Linked DNA regions of Mus musculus: region 2 is linked to region 1. A link is a loop called in an ENCODE intact Hi-C map of the cell type or tissue named here. Cell type or tissue: left cerebral cortex. All regions are shown on one strand.

What was found. Hi-C counts contacts between places; a loop is a spot of excess contacts. Peaks named below come from ENCODE experiments on the same cell type or tissue, not always from the same donor. Only the 100,000 strongest peaks of a DNase experiment are listed, where the experiment ranks them.
Region 2: a loop joins it to region 1, with 4 times the contacts of the local background. A loop is called at or near these places in 8 of 42 quality-filtered maps.

Annotation. Positions count from the first base shown.
Region 1 is chr5:113,369,406-113,377,405 of GRCm38, forward strand. No RefSeq gene overlaps it. Among named protein-coding and RNA genes, the nearest start is that of Aym1, 16 kb to the left of the region's middle. In left cerebral cortex, CTCF peaks have their summits at 4,330 and 6,552 (motif pointing right); DNase peaks (open chromatin) are centred at 4,323 and 6,566; H3K4me3 peaks cover 637 bases; H3K27ac peaks cover 283 bases.
Region 2 is chr5:113,586,359-113,594,358 of GRCm38, forward strand. It overlaps Wscd2 (WSC domain containing 2), which reads left to right. Exons shown (of 9, transcript NM_177292.3): 9 at 1,435-3,367. The coding sequence ends at 1,787. Among named protein-coding and RNA genes, the nearest start is that of Gm42002, 13 kb to the right of the region's middle. In left cerebral cortex, CTCF peaks have their summits at 282 (motif pointing right), 4,436 (motif pointing left) and 5,966 (motif pointing left); DNase peaks (open chromatin) are centred at 265, 2,735, 3,681, 4,072 and 6 more places; H3K27ac peaks cover 5,447 bases.

The DNA of each region.
Region 1 (8,000 bases):
CAGTCAATAGATTCTCATCTCAGGGTTACCAAGCCGATCATGGCCAGTAATTTACAGCTTGAGTTGTTCTAAAATCAATACAGATTTTGCTCTTCAACGAGAGGGCTGTAAAACAGGGTGACAGGAGGGCCCCCAAAGCCGTCAGCTCAGGAGCGGAGCGTTTACCAAGCCTGCCTGCGGAGGGGCCTTGCAATTAGAGCAGAGCGAGGTGGATGGCCTCCATCCCATGGGCTGTGGCCAGAGGCAGCAGGAGCTCCCCCTGACAGGGCCTGTCTGCTCTCAGCTTTGGAGCTCTGTGTGAGTCCGTCTTGTTTGACAGGTGCGGTGGGAAGGGAACAGGTTTCCAGTCAGGTTGAGTGGCCTTTGGACATGACAGTGCAGTTTTCTACACTTGGGGCTTAGCCTGAATTCCTTGATGCTTGGGCCTCTTATCTGTAAAATGGGCAGATAATGGAGACCGTAGCCCAGATGGAGAGAGGAAGCCATATTTAGACAGCTCTGCAGATCCCAGTTCCCATGGTCCAAGTAAATACCCAGAAGAGAGCGGGACTTTAAAAAACCCCAGAACTTCCAGATGTGTTGACTTGGCTGTTGTTTTGTTTTTGTTTTTTGAGACAGGGTTTCTCTGTATAGCCCTGGCTATCCTGGAACTCACTTTGTAGACCAGGCTGGCCTCAAACTCAGAAATCTGCCTGCCTCTGCCTCCCAAGTGCTGGGATTAAAGTCGTGCGCCACCACCGCCCAGCTGTGTTGACTCTTGACTGTGATTTCAACACTGGGAAGACAGAGGCAAGAGTCTGAGGCCAGCCTGGGCCACACAGTGAGCTGCAGGACTGCCGGCATTCCAGATCTTGTACTGTCTGCTCGGGTGTGAGTATTGGTCCCATTTTTCTGATGGGAAAATCAAGTCAGAGATGGGGAGGGTTTTTTTTTTGTTGTTTTTGTTTTTGTTTTTGTTTTTTTTGCTCGAGCACAGACAGCCATCAGAATGGTGCTGTGGTTTGGATGTAAAATGTTCCCCCTGGCAGTTCAGAGTGTTCAGAAGCTGGGCTCCCAGCCAGCTGTGCTGTTCGGGGAGGTTTTGGGAACATCAGGTGGTAGAGCCCCCGTGGGAGAAAATGGACAGGAGTGTGTGCTTCTCTGAGGAAGCAACATGGGGAGAGGGGTGGGAGGTGTCACTCCCCAGAGCCTCAGGCACAGGTGAGGACCCCGTGCCTAGCACGCTCAGAATCAGTCAGTATGCTTTAGCTTCATATTTTCATTCATTCATTCATTCATTCATTCATTCGATGTATTGAGAACCTACCAGGACAAATGCAGTATGTAAGAGAGTGAGGGTGTGTGTGTCCCCAAGGAGTGCCCAAGTGAGGAAGCTGGACAGAGCTGAGATGTCACTGGGAGATGGGGACAGGACAGGGCTCAAGGAAGACCCTCCCAGGCACACAGAGGAGCACCCGCCAAGGCCCTGGGGTGGGAAAGATGGTGGCCCAGATGGAGAGGCAGAGAATACAGCTGAGGAGGAAACCTCAGCCTCTCCACCTTGGGCACCCTGAAGCCAGAAGAGCAGGGGTCAGCAGGGGTCAGCAGGGGTCAGCAGGGCACTTTAGGACAAGACAAAGAGCTGGGGCTTTGTGCTCATGGCAGAAGGGAGCAATGAACAGGAGAAACCGAGCTCCTGCTGTGTGGGGAACAGAACAGAAGGTCCAAGGGTGGAAGAAAGAAGATACAAGTGGCCACCATGGGGCCAGGGCATCATGGGACTTCGCTTTATCTGACCCCAGTAGCTTGCCACACTTTTTTTTTTGTTGGCTTAGTGTTCCTCATGTACAGCCCCTGCCATGCTTCCTTAGCCCCATGCTCTGTGTTAAAATTTTCTTCACTCTTGAGAATTTCCTACCCACGGACAATGACATATGAATGCACCGACTACCTCCGTTCCGCCCTCCGCCTCCCCTTGTGGCCCTACCAGCACAGACCCTGCCCAGCTCCTTAACCTACCATGGGCTCAGGGCATCCACGGGAGCACTGGAAGCCTATCAGTGACCACACCCTCAGTAAAGAGCAACGCTCCCCCACACGGCTATCTGCTCCACATGGTTTCTCTGCATGGATGGGGCTTGGAGATCATCTGCTTCAGCTAGAATCCCACCCAGCCCGATCCATTCAGGTCCTAGCAGCTGCTGTGAGCTCCCGGCAGTCTCTCATCCTTAGCATCTATTTCTTAGAGAGGAAAAAAGAAAAGAAAGAAAAAAGCCAGGCAGTGGTGGCCCATGCCTTTAATCCCAATCCCAGCACTTGGGAGGCAGAGGCAGGCAGATTTCTGAGTTCGAGGCCAGCCTGGTCTACAGAGTAAGTTCCAGGAGAGCCAGGGCTACACAGAGAAACCCTGTCTCAAAAAACAAAAACAAAAAAACAAACAAACAAAAAAAAAAAAAAAAGAAAGAAAGAAAAGAAAAAGAAAAAGGAAAAGGAAAAAAAAAAGAAAGGAAAGGAAGAGAGAATCTTATCCAGTTTCTTATCATGGCCTCCCCTTCCCAGCACCCACAGAACTTGCTCACAAGCAAAGCCTTCCTTCCCCGTGAGCCCCGTGAACGGAAGACTCATCCTAACAAGCCCCCGTAGGAAGCAGCCAGGAGGCTCCTGGCAAATCTTCATTGGCTGGCGGTCATTGCAACTCAAGATTCGGGCCGCTGACCTAAAAGACTTTCAAACAGTATAGTCAGCCAAAGCAATGGTGGGCAGTGGGCGCTGGGGGACATCACAGAACATGGAAAATTCACTCAGAACTTCTATGAAATGGGAGCACTCACCCACTCTCCGGATGGGAAAACCGAGGCTCAGGACTGTTGAGCCACTCGCACAAGAAGAAGTTCTGAGCTTGTGATGGGACTGCTTTGTCTGGTCCGTCTAGTCCTCTGAGCAGCCGCCATCTTTGTCAGAGTATCGCAGTTGGGCCTGTGGGCTGTTGACATTTCCTCAAAGAAGGAGGACTGGGGCGGGTCATGGGACCTTAGACTGAATGTCCAGCCACTCCTCCAGATCATTCCAGTGCAGTTTGTCCCTAATTGTCCTCAGGGTCTCAGAGAGGTGCTATAGTACACAGGTAGGAAAACTAACAGGAATGATCTTCATGCAGCTGGCGTGTGTATGTGGGTTGGGGTAGGGATGGGGTGCTGTGTGGGACACAGACCTCCTGATGCTTTAGGGTCACCCAGAGTCCTTTCTATGACCCTGGACTCAAGATCTGTAAGTAACCTAAGAAACTGGCTCCCTGGGGTGAACTTGGACTGGGCTGTGCTTTGTCACTGGGAACTCAGGAAGTTAATGATGTTCATATCTCTCTAGGCAGGGCTTGTCACACCTATCACGTCACGGCACCCACAGAACCCCTGAGGGTTACGCACAGTGTCTGGGGCAGCAGTCCTGCTGGGGTCCCTTGCATAGTGATCAGCGCCCCAGCATTTGCTGAAGACCTAGAGCTCTTCCTCTTCACACACGGCACGAGAATTTCAGAAACTATACAAAGAGACCCCCGCCCCCCCCCACACACACCCAATCACCAGCCACACACCAACCACGCTGGATGCTTCAGGTGCTTGCCTTTCTGCACGGCTTGCAGCCTGAAGGGCCTTTTATCTTCCAGGGAGCAGGGATAGCCTGCCATCAGGGGAGCAGCCGACAAAGGCCTCTGCCAGTCTCTAGCTGCTACCATGCTCACTGAAGCAGCCGGAGGTGGGGGTGGGGTTGACTCTGCCCCCCTCTTTGCTAGACCGGGCTCAGGTTCCCAGTCCTCGGGGTTGCTTTAATTTACTTCCACACACACCAGCGGTTCCCAGCCACCGCGCGGAGTCACTTAAGGGTGGTTGTCACTCGTCAGGAGTGCGAAGAAATAATGTCAGCTACGTAGTACCCCCCTCCCCCACATCCACAGGAGAGGTGCTCCAAGACCACCAGAGGATGGCTGAAGATGAGGAGACTGCCTGCCATCTCTCTGTATGTGTGGTGACGCCCTGTTCACATCCTGGGCGCTATCCACAACAGCGATAAGAACCGCCAGTTAACATACTATGCTGCGAGAAAAGGAAGTTACCGTGGCCCCTCCGCCATCGAGATGGCTCTCCCTGCACCTAGTGAGGTGCACGTAAATCGAGCAGGTCTTTGACAAACAGCCATACCGTGACCGTGTAGTGAGTAGAACCTGCCTCCGTTGCTATTGCGAGCGACCACGGACAGTCTGGACTCCGCTATCTTCTTTTGTTTTAAGATTTCTTTATTTTTACTTTATGGGTACCCGTGTCTTGCCTCCTTGTGCATGCAGTACCTCGGAAGGCCGAAAGAGGGTGCTGCATCCCTTGGAACGGGAGCTACAGAGGGCTGAAAGCCCACCTCAGTGCTGGGCTTTGAACCTGGGTCTTCTGGGAGAGCAGCCAGGGCTTTTAACCAGTTTTTCCAGCCTCCAAAGGAATGGTTCTGGCTCCAGTAGGATGTCAAGAGGCTTTGCTCATCCTACTCAAATTGTGTACAACAATGTGTATAAGTTATTGTTGATACTTCCTATGTGATACCCTCAGCCCAGTGTTGACTGCAGGTCAGTGGGACTATAGTACAGAGAAGGTTCCTAGAGGGGCACAATGCACTGGGTAGAAACTGGAGTCAGAAAGTTACTTACTTAAAAAGTAAACGAGACCATCTGAGGATACTATTTCCAGTGTGCACAAGCAACTAGGGGTCTTGCCTAGGTCACACACAGCCTGTTATCCCCAGGGAACAGGACCAGGATTCTATCTCAGGGGGACCCTGACTGATCTTACCTACCCCAGCACTGAGGTTCAAAAGTGGCCTTGGCTGCTCCAGGCCACCAAGGAGACATCTTTCTGGATAAGATCTCACGGGCAGCCCAGATGCTTTGCAAAGGTTCCTCGAAATATAGCAGAATACATATCTGAGTTTTTATTGCCCACGCCGTAATAGGAATATAACTTATGACTGCTGGCACGCCAGGCTTCGGCAGCCTCTATAAATCTGGCCCTCTGATCGAATCCACATGCATTTCAGCAGAGCTGGGCCCTCGGAGGGGAGCAGGGAAGGAACTGGGGCCAGAGCTTTTGGGGGGGGGTTAATCATAGTCAGAATATTAACCGCACATCCTGTTGAGTTCCTGTGAATAGATTCAGATGTCCCAGCATGAAGGTCTGATTCTGCACACAGCAGAACAGCAAGTGTCCAGAGCAGGCTCAGAGAGCGTCCTGAATGCTGTCAGCTTCAGTTTCAGACCAAGATTCATTTCCCCTGAGAAAAACAATGTTTCAGCCATTCCCGGGGTGGGGGAGGGGGGGTTTTGAATCACGGTGGAAGGCTTGCGACTCAGGATGAAGGCCAGGAGGAGCAAACCGATGGTTGGTTTCTTACTTCCAAAACAGGCTCACAATTTTCAATGAATGCTTGAAGGATTTTTTCTCTGCCTTATAACTTTGTTCCTTTCTTCCTTCCTTCCTCCTTTTTTTCTTTTTAAAAAGCAACATGCCAGTCTGTGTTTGGCTTTATTGGGTAAAAAGGAGGCCAGACACTAGTGGAGAAGGAAATAGAAACTGCAATTGAAGATTAAGATTTAAAGAGGAAGGCCAGGCACTGGTGGCACACGCCTTTCATCCCAGCACTTGGGAGTCAGAGGCAGGCAGAATTCTGAGTTTGAGGCCAGTCTGGTCTAGAGAGTGAGTTCCAGGACAGCCAGGGCTACACAAGACAGAGAAACCCTGTCTTGAAAAAAACAGAACAAAACAAAACAAAACCACAACAAAAAGATTTAGAGAGGAAAGGCCCAAGTGACTCCCGGGCGTTCCAGGGTCATTCTCCACAAGAATGGATTTGCCCCAGTACCACTGCTGTCCTTCACAGAGCGGAGCTTGCCCTGTGGTGCCTCCTGTAACATGACAGCTCTGAGGGGGACCAAGGATCCCCATTTCCCAGATGTGGAGACAGAGCCTAGTCCCACTCCCTTTCCTTTCCCTCTTTTAAACTCATGACCCTTCTTCTTCAGTCCCTAAGTATCTGGGACTACAGGTGTGCCCTTTCCCAATAGGTGTTCACCCAGGACTGAAGGGCCCAGCGGGCCAGCTCGTCTTTTTAATTATTGTTGGTGCATCTTCTGCCTTGCAAGGAGCTTTGTGGATAGATACTAACTGTCCAACCAACGGCCAAGCAAACACAACCGGAGCTGCACTGGCCTTCTTGAGCCAGATCTGCAGAGTTGACCAGTGAACTGGATCTTTGAGCTCTGATCTCTTTGCAAGGAGGAGGGGACACGGCTTGGGCAGTGGACTGGGTGAAGGTCCGCTTATTTCCACAGGGTTTCCCTGTCGATGAACAGAACAGAATACCCACAGTTTGGTTCACACAAGATGATTCCAGGCATCACTGCCTCTCCCTTCCCCTAGCCCCTCACTCAACTGTGTGAAGGGATCTCTTCTTTCCAAATCTCTCTGTATCTTTCCAGTCAGAGATTGAATCTGTAAGGTTCCCCTACAGGCTCGTGTGTAATACAACCAGTTACCAGCAGGTGGGGCTGTTTGGGGAGCAAGTTGTGGAGACTAGGAGTTAGTGTCTGACTGAAAGAAGTCACGTGGGGGCAGGGAAGCTCTTGCAGTGTACATTATCCCAGGTCCTTTCCTGTCTACTATGATGGTCACATCCCTCCAGCCATGGCGTTTTGTCCCAGCACATTGTGCAAAACAGCAATGAACTCACTGAAGTTTGTGAGCCCAGAAATCTCTGCCCACCTTTCCATAGCTGTAGTCAAAATATCCACTGCAAACAATGTAATGAAAACATTTTGCCACCAGTTTAGTCCAGATTGCCACCATCTCTTTCCCAGATTCCTCTAATCCTGTCTTTACAGCTCTGCCTGCCAGGGGGTGGGGGTGGGGGGGGGGAGGGCTTATTTCAGCTTTCAATTTACAGTCAACCATCAAGGGAAGTCAGGGCAGAAATTCAAGGGAGGAAACTGGAGGCAGGAACTGAAGCAGGGGCCAGAGGATGCTGCTCACTGGCTTGCTCCTCGTAGCTTGCTCAGCTCTTCTCATTACCATCCAGGGATGGCCCCACCCACAGTGGGCTGGGCCCTCCCCCCATCAACCATCAATCAAGACAATGCCTCTCAGACCTGCCTACAGTTGGATCTTATGGAGGCATTGCTCCCTCAGATGACTATAGCTTGAGTCAAGTTAGCATTCAAGGAGCCAGGCTGTGAGGGAGTGGTAGCTGCTATGAAGAGTGAGTTATACTCTTGAGGGTCGACCTTTAGTATTCCTGTGTCAGCCACTGCAGGTGCTTTCTACATTGTTCTCTGAGACAAGGCTTCTCGTTGGTATAGGCTTGCTGGGTTCACTAGGCTGGCTGGCTGGCAAGCAAGGGATTGTCCTCTCTGCCTCCCCAGCACTAAAAAACAAACAAACAATAAATGACAAGAATACATCACAGTGTGTGCCAGCTCTATTCTTGTGTGCCGGAAGCTCAGAGCTCCTGGACAGAGGAATCTCATCAGGCCTAGCCAGTGCACTCTTCTCACAACAGCTGGAGGGAACCCCTGGAATCTCAATCCTGGGTCAGTGTAGGCACTGGCTTTGGATGGAGGCTAGGAGCCCCAGGCCATGACTGTACCATCACAGCCTTCCTGAGGTGCTGTGGGGGGAACCAGAGGTGGAGCTCAGAGCTACAGGTGCTAAGTGGCCATGGGCAACTCCCAAGGGAGACACTTTCTATGGGGTCACAGCCAGAGGCGTTGACCAAAAGGAATGCACTCTCTTAGACAGAAGCAAGAGAGCCAATCAGAGGCTGTGCTTTGGGAGCCTACGTTCTAGTATTAAGAGAAGGTGGCTCTCTTGGGTCAGGCTGGGACCCCAGTGTTGGCACTGCTGATGAGAGCTCACCTCTGCTTGAGAAGCTCTGAGACCCAGGGACACTGTGTGGTTCTCTGCCCCCAAGTTCTGCAATAAGCACCTTCA
Region 2 (8,000 bases), 220 kb after region 1:
AAGTTTTATTTCCTTTCAGCCCAAGGTGCTGGCTGATGATATTCTTAGCCTTGGGCTGGTAGAAGCTAGCTGTCTTGTTTGTTTGTTTTAAAGATTTAATTACTTATTTTTATGTATGTGGGTGCACTGTAGCTGTACAGATGGTTGTGAGCCTTCACGTGGTTGTTGGGAATTGAATTTAGAACCTCTGCTCACTCTGGTCGGCCCTGCTCGCTCAGTTCCTGCTCACTCTGGCCCAAAGATTATTATTACTGTAGCTATCTTCAGATGCACCAGAAGAGGGCATCAGATCTCATTACAGGTGGTTGTGAGCCACCAAGTGGTTGCTGGGATTGGGACCTACAGAAGAGCAGTCAGTGCTCTTACCCGCTGAGCCACCTCGCCAGCCCATGTCTTGTCTGTTAATAGATTCCAAAAGGTTTCTACTAGTAGGGGGGGTGTTAGTTCCAACAGACAGATTTGCAAGAGTGAGCTGTGCAGACAGTCTTTGCTACAGTGTGGGTTCTGTTTTCTTCCACCCTTCTCCCCTCTTTTCTTCCACCCTTTCAACCCCTAACACCAGAAAGAAGAAGAAAAAAAGACAAGAGAGGAAAGGAAAAAGGAATATTATTATGGTTAGACTAGTTCCTACCGATTACGTGTGTCAAATTTCTTAGGGCTCCTAGATCTTTGCCATTAGAATCCAAATTTTTCTTCTTTCTCCTTTTTATTTTTTCTTTCCCCTTTTTATTTTTTCTTTCTCCTTTTTATTTATTTTTATGTATTATTTTTTCTTTCTCTTCTTTTATGTACAACTACTCAACAAACCACAACCAACAACTCTCCCCACTCTAAGCTCAAGCATTTATCTACCCTCTGAAAAGTCCCCGGAATCCCCGGTGTCACACAATTGCAGAAACCATCTGCAGCTGGCAAAATGATCTGCCTGCTAGGGCACAAGGCAAATCATAAGACAGCTGCTGTGGACAGTCTGAAGCGGCCCCTACCCACACCTGGGATTAAAGCAAAAGCAAATTCTTATATTCCTAAAGAAACCAAAATTGTCACTACCTAGGTGTTCCAGAGGTCTAGGCCTAGCCCAAGGTAAGCTAATTAGTCCTTGGATCTGCAACATTCCAACCTCCCCCACAGAACTACAGTCTCTACCCATACAGCTTCTTGGGGTCCAAACCCAGAGCTTCCAGCAATCTTGGCAAGCGAGTGCTCTCTGCTCCCAGCCCTTCCTGTATAACCCAGCATCTCTGTGCCTCCGCAGTTTGGTGGTATCTGTTTTCAGGCTGTGGTTCTGTGTATAGGTAGGGCTGTGCCTGTAGTAAACCAGGCACCAGCCAGGGGTGTGTTACCCAAAAAAGCACACGTGGGTTTCAGGCGTCCGGAAGGTTTGTCATCTGCCCATCTATCTAGTGGCGGGCTGACGCTCTGCTCTCTCCGCAGAGTGGCCCGAGTTCGTGAGGAACTATGCCCCGTGGTGGGCCACGCACACGCTGGACTGGCTCAAGTTTGGCAAGACCGTCCTGGTGGTGCACTTCGAGGACCTGAAGCAGGACTTGTTTACGCAGCTGGGCCGCATGGTCAGCCTGCTGGGCGTGGCGGTCAGGGAGGATCGGCTGCTGTGCGTGGAGAGCCAGAAGGACGGCAACTTCAAGCGCTCGGGGCTGCGCAAGCTGGAGTATGACCCTTACACAGCCGAGATGCGCAGGACCATTGCCGCCTACATCCGAATGGTGGACACGGCACTACGTAGCCGCAACCTCACTGGGGTGCCTGATGCCTATGGCCCAAGATGATGGGCAGCCAGGGAGGGACCCAGCATCCGGTGCCCCTTGGCTTCAAAGAGCTGGCTTCCCTCTGGCACAAAGACAGCCCCAGGCTTCTGCCTGCCTTCAGAAAGGCCCCTCTGAGGCCTCAGGAGGAGGAGATATCTAGACACCTTTCCCTGGAGAGTAGGCTGCCTGGTTTGGAGTATCCCAGACCCTGCTATTGGTGGTGGGAGAAGGGAGAGGCTATCTGGCAGAGGTTGGGAGGGTCTGGCTGTGGCAGCTGATGGACATTTTGCAAGCAATGACCCTCTTCTGACTGTGTGGGCCCCTGCCTCTTCCCCTGAGCAGGCACCAGCTTTCTGATCTCTCTCAGGCCACCTCTGTGTGACAGACAGCTGGCTGGGACCTGTCTCCGTGGCCTTGGGCGTCTCACTTCTGAGGACCATGGAGACTGGTGCTCTGGCATTACAGTGGGAACCGCCCCAGGCTAAAGCACATAAGAGGCCCAAGCCGGGTGTTGCCCCCCCTCCAGGACAGCAACCCTGTCTTGTCTGCTCGTGCTGTCGTGTCTTGGGGATGAGGGTGACGTTGGGGTTCTTGATCCTTCTTCCAAAGTCCCTTAGGTACCAAAAACCAACCCAACAGGTTGGCCATGTGCCACATACGGAAGCCCAGAGGACCCAACATTGCAGGGTGGGACCTGAACTGGCTATCTTACACTGCCTGGATTGATCCCTTAACCAGGGAGTCCTTCCACTACCCCAGGGCAGGGAACAAAAGTGCTCCAACTCAGAGAGAGCCACACCCAAAACTGTCCCCTACCCTCTAAGCCATCAGCCTCCCTTCCCTTGCTTGCAACCCGACAGGGCCAGCCCCAACTGGGGACTCCTCAGAGTCCCCACTAAGAATGGCTTTCCATTCCCATTATGCCGCTGCTCTTTCTCGAAGACGCTTAGACACCAAAGGATTTCTGACTCAAGTCACTGATCACGTTTTAGGAAGCATGCATCCAGGATCCCCGTCTCCCCCACCTTGGATCCCTCTGGCTTCCCCTCCAGCCCTTCACCGTTCCCATTACATAAACGCAAAAGCCATAGTCACAGCCCCTTGCTCTTTTGACCGGAGCAGCCCCTCCCCCACCTCCACCCCCGCAGCCTGGGGGGTGGGGGGGCGGGGCAAATGAACACTCCTTCCCACCTAGCCAAGGAACCCTGGAGAAGATTCGTGAAAAGAGAGATATATTTTTTTAAGAGGAATATGACCAAGACATTCTGCCCCTTGGACACTGGCCACACAAAAAAGGACTGGCTTCCCTTCCCAACGCCCTCATCTGGAGGGTTTGGACCACCCCAGGGCTCAGCCAAGGGGGCTCTGAATGTATTTTGTATGGTGTTTCCCCCGCCCCAGACTAATTTCTAGTTTTCTTTTCACTGGGCAGTAGAGGGCCTAGCCTCCCCTCCTGCTTGGAGGTCTAAGCTCTCTGAGAGACTCTGGGTCCAAAACATGGGCCAGTTCTTTGCAAGTGGCCTCCTCTGGTCACGAACTTTCTGTTCGAAGATTCCTCAGGTCAACACTATCATTAAAAGAGAGTTTTGTTGCTAACTGGCTGCCCAGTTGTGTATGGCATGTTCACACATGGAGTGTTTCCTCGGGGGGCGGGGGGGAGTGTGTGTGTATGTGTGAATGAGAGAGGAGAGGGAAGGCCTAAGGTGTGAACTTCTCTGGGTTTATCATGCACAGATGTGGAGCAGAGTGTCTGTGGGAGAGAGATGCCCAGGGACCCCGCAGTTCCCCATCTCCATCAACAAACCTCCTCCTGGCTTCTGTCACCAACTAGACTGGGCCTTCTGTGGAGAAGGCTGTGACCAGAGACTTCCCCAGTCAGTGGAAGGAGGAGCTTTTAATGTTGTCTTGTGGGCAGTGAGGGAGTGGGGCTGCTGAGATGGGTGGAGAGAAAGCAGAGAGGGGCTTCTCCCCACCCAGAGTCCTGGGCCACCAATGCTGGAAGAGCAGGAAGAAAGACTTCAGTGACAGTCCCTGGGGGGAGGGAAAGCTGTTCACTGAGGCCATGCTGGGTGACTGAGCTCATCTGGGCCGGGGCCAACTAAGGTGTCAGTGTTAAACCAAGTCTGACCTGTCAGAGCCACCCCCCCCCCTCCATCCTAGACCGTTGAACTTGGGCTGACCAATCTTAGATCCTTGCTTTGAACCTAAGACCCATCTATGTCTCTGAGGCTACCTTCACCCACCTGTTCCCACTGAAGGAAGCCATGTGACATCAAGCTGGCCTAGATTCTTGTCTCAGGACCATAAGGCATCTGCCTCCCACTCCTTTCTAATGTCACAAGTCCATAGCCAGGGGTGAGGCTGGGCTGTAAGCGCCTGTCACGACAACCGATGCCTGCCCTTCCTGTGGCCATCTGGAATCAAGTCTTTATATTTCAGACTTGGGAGGAATGAAAGTAGCTTTTTTTTTTTTTTAACTCACACATACTTCCTGAGCATGAATTACCACCAGTCCACCACAGGCCCTGTGTGCCCTGTTTCAGAGACTTAAAAAAAGGACTTAAGAACTCTCCATCTCAGGCTGGAGAGATGGCTTAACGGTTAAAAGCACTGACTGCTCTTCCGAAGGTCCTGAGTTCAAATTCCAGCAACCCACATGGTGGCTCACAACCATCTGTAATGGGATCTGATGCCCTCTTCTGGTGTGTCTGAAGACAGCTACAGTGTACTTACATATAATAATAAATAAATCTTTGGGCCGGAGCAAGCAGGGCTGGAGTGAGCAGAGGTTCTGAATTCAATTCCCAGCAAGCACATGATGGCTCACAACACAGCTACAGTGTACTCAACATACATGAAATAAATAAATAAACCTTTACAAAGAAAAAAAAGGAAAGGAAAGGAAGCAGCATGAGAGAATCCTGACTGCTAAAATTATTAAAAAGAAGAACTCTACATCTCTGCGGGGTTCACAGAAAGCATTTGGGGGAGGGGAGCGAGGCCCCTGGTGGCCCCTATGAATGGCAGAGACTGCTGAGCCCCAACATGGACATTGATTCCAGGGCTAAGACTCTCACTGGGGAAAGCAGTGTGGACAGGAGCAGGGAACTGGGGGTCATCCAGGCTGGATCCTGCTGTCTTCCCACAGTGACTCCCAGACTCAAGTAGAATACAGCTGATTATGGGAATCAATTCCAGGTTTGTTTCCCTAGGCGCCCTGGAGGCGGCTGCATCCAGTGTGGGAGGGGAGAGGAGAGGCAGGGGGGATGCAGGCAGCTCCTCCTAGGACTAGTCTCCTTGCCACTCTGTTTTCTTTCTCCTCATCCCTCCTCCTTTTTGCCTTAAAGCCCCGATTTCCCTCTTTGAGGTCTGACTTCCTCCAGCTGTCTTATTGTCCCTTTCCATTCTGCCTGCCCCTGACTGTCCCCTCTGTCTTTCTCCATCATCCTCACAGTCCTCCTCTCCATCCTCCTCACTGTCCTCCTCACTGTCCTCGACATCCTCCTCACCATCCTCCTCCTCCTCAGTTCTCCTCTCCATCCTCCTCAACATCCTCCTCGCCATCCTCACCGTCCTCCTCGCCATCCTCCTCATTGTCCTCCTCACTGCCCTCCCATTCTCAGTCTCCCCACTAATGCTGCACGTGTCTCCCCCACCTCTACCCCTTGATCTTAGAGCTCTCTACTTCTCTCCTCTTCCCTTCCTCCCTCTCTCCCACCCTCATCTCCTCATCCTGCAGAGTGGGGGGTGGCTCTGTGGGATCCAGGCCTAGTGAGACAAATGTACCCAGCCTGGTAACCAAGGAAGTGGTTTCCTTAGCAACAGAATCTGCAGAACCAGGGCTGCGCTGTCCTGTCCTCAGCTCTGCTGTTATGGTAATAGGCTTGAGGGAGGGAGGAAGTGAGAGAGGGAAAGAAAGGAAATGAATATCAGACAGCACCTGACTCAGTAGTCTGACGGCTGGAGGAGAGAATGCCTCTTACTCAGTATGACGCTGCTGGGGTCCCTCCTCATGGGGGGAGGGAACAACACGCCAGCATCAGCTCACTGTCGAAATATTCAAAATTTGCAGCACAGAAGCAGGAGAGATGGCCCAGTGGTTTAGAGCACCGGCTGCTCTTCCAGAGGTCCTGAGTTCAATTCCCAGCAACCACATGGTGGCTCACAACCATCTGTCATCGGATCTGATGCCCTCTTCTGGTGTGTCTGAAGACAGCTACAGTGTACTCATATACATAAAATAAATAGATATTCTTCTTCTTTAATTTTTTAGTCGAGGCACAGAGGGAGTGAGGACAGAGAGAGGCCAAGCAGAGGGTGCTGGGGTAAGCACGCAGAGGACCAGACCCCACGCTGAAGTAGAGACAAGACAAAAAAGGCCAGCAGGGCCTGGAGCTCCCGGCTTCAGCAGTTCCCACCCCAGGGAATCCTGTGACTAAGATCCCAGCGAGATTTCCCTACTGAGAACACAGTGTCAAGAGAGCCCTATCCCCTTGGAGTTCTGCTTGGCAGAGATGGAGGAAGAAGGGCATAGAGAAAGCTACAGACATCTCTAATTCCATTCTCTGTTCTGAACTGCCGAGGAGAGACGTGGAGGTGGGACCCACCCAGGACATGGTGGGAGGCCTGAGAGGCTTAAAGATGTTAACTAACTCACACTGGGACACAGACACTGGTGACAGTGCCCGGGGTTGAAACCAGAAACCATCAGAGCCCGTTTGGAAGGTAGAAGAAGCAGAGGGTGTACTGGGAGAGAAGGGGAGGAAAGGAGACAGACAGACAGACAGCCTTAAATCATTGCCCTGGCATTGTTTTATACCCTGACTGCATGAGAGTAAATGACTGTCTCCAAGGGGGAAAAAAAAATCTGTCCAGGTACATTCATTCCCTCCCAGAGACACAGATGGGATGTAAGAGGTATGGGGATTTAGGGGCAGAGAGCTGTTCATGGTGACACGGAAACATGTCCCACCTCTTTCCAGAAAGCACTGATTGACACAGGGCGGTGAGGTGCCCTCGGCGACATGTCTGTTCATTTGTCTACAGTTCACTATCCCCTTTAGATTTACAGCCTGCAGTCTGCCAATGTTCAGGAGAGAGACGTCTGGAAAGGAGGGCACACCTCAGAACACGAAGGAGAAGGGATGGGGTGTTTCTGCACCACCCCATCTTGCCTCTCTGCACAATAGTGGCTAAATTCCAGCAGCCCCCCCCCCCCCCCCCCGCAGGCAGCCCTGTTGCTGATTGGAAAGTGCAGGCCTTGAGGGAGGCAGCTCCTTGATGCAAATGAGTTTGTGGTGCTCCCTGCATTAGCTCCCAGACTACCAGAATGGCATAGCAGAGTGCTCACTGGTGACCTTCATGAGTACCAAAGGAAAGGGCTCAGGGAGGAGACTTGGTGAGACCTGGGGTGGGCACTCAGCCCCTTTGTATGGCTGCCACGCTTCCTGAACTCGACACGATTGCTGACCTAAGATATTCTGAAGCCAGTTTTCCAAAAGATTGGGCCCAAGGTCCCAAAGCCTCCTGGTGGAAGGACCACAGTGTGTGTGTGTGTGTGTGTGTGTGTGTGTGTGTGTGTGTGTGTGTGTGTGTGTGTATACATGTGTGCGTAGGCAGGTGATCCTGTGAGCTTGCCAGTATCATGCAGGAAATAACACATTGATGTTCAGACCACTGACACACTGTCCCGAGGGCACTGACAGCTATGGCCACCACCCAGGCCTTTAACCGTCTCTCTCAAACTCACATGGCATCCAGCACATAGTAGGTGCCATGATTCTCTGTAGTAGTCATGTCCCAATAAAAGTCCTAAGAGGCACCACAGTCAGTGGCCAGAGTAGGCCTGAGTTAGCCCTTGGCAGCATGAGATCTGTGACCCAGGAACAGAGATATCTTGCTCTCACCCCCATCTGAGCTCCTGTGGTAGTGTGAATAGGCTTGGCCCAGGGAGTGGCACTCTTAGGAGTTTGTGGCCCTGTTGGAGTGGGTGTGGCCCTGTTGGAGTGGGTGTGTCACTGTGGGCATGGGCTTTAAGACCCTCCTCCTAGTTGCCTGGAAGTGATTCTTCTCCTAGCAACCCTCAGATGAAGATGTAAAACTCTCAGCTCCTCCTGCACCATGCCTGCCTGGATGCTGCCATGCTCCCACCTTGATGATAATGGACTGAACCTCTGAACCTGTAAGCCAGCCCCAATTAAATGTTGTCCTTCTAAGAGTTGCCTTGGTCATGAT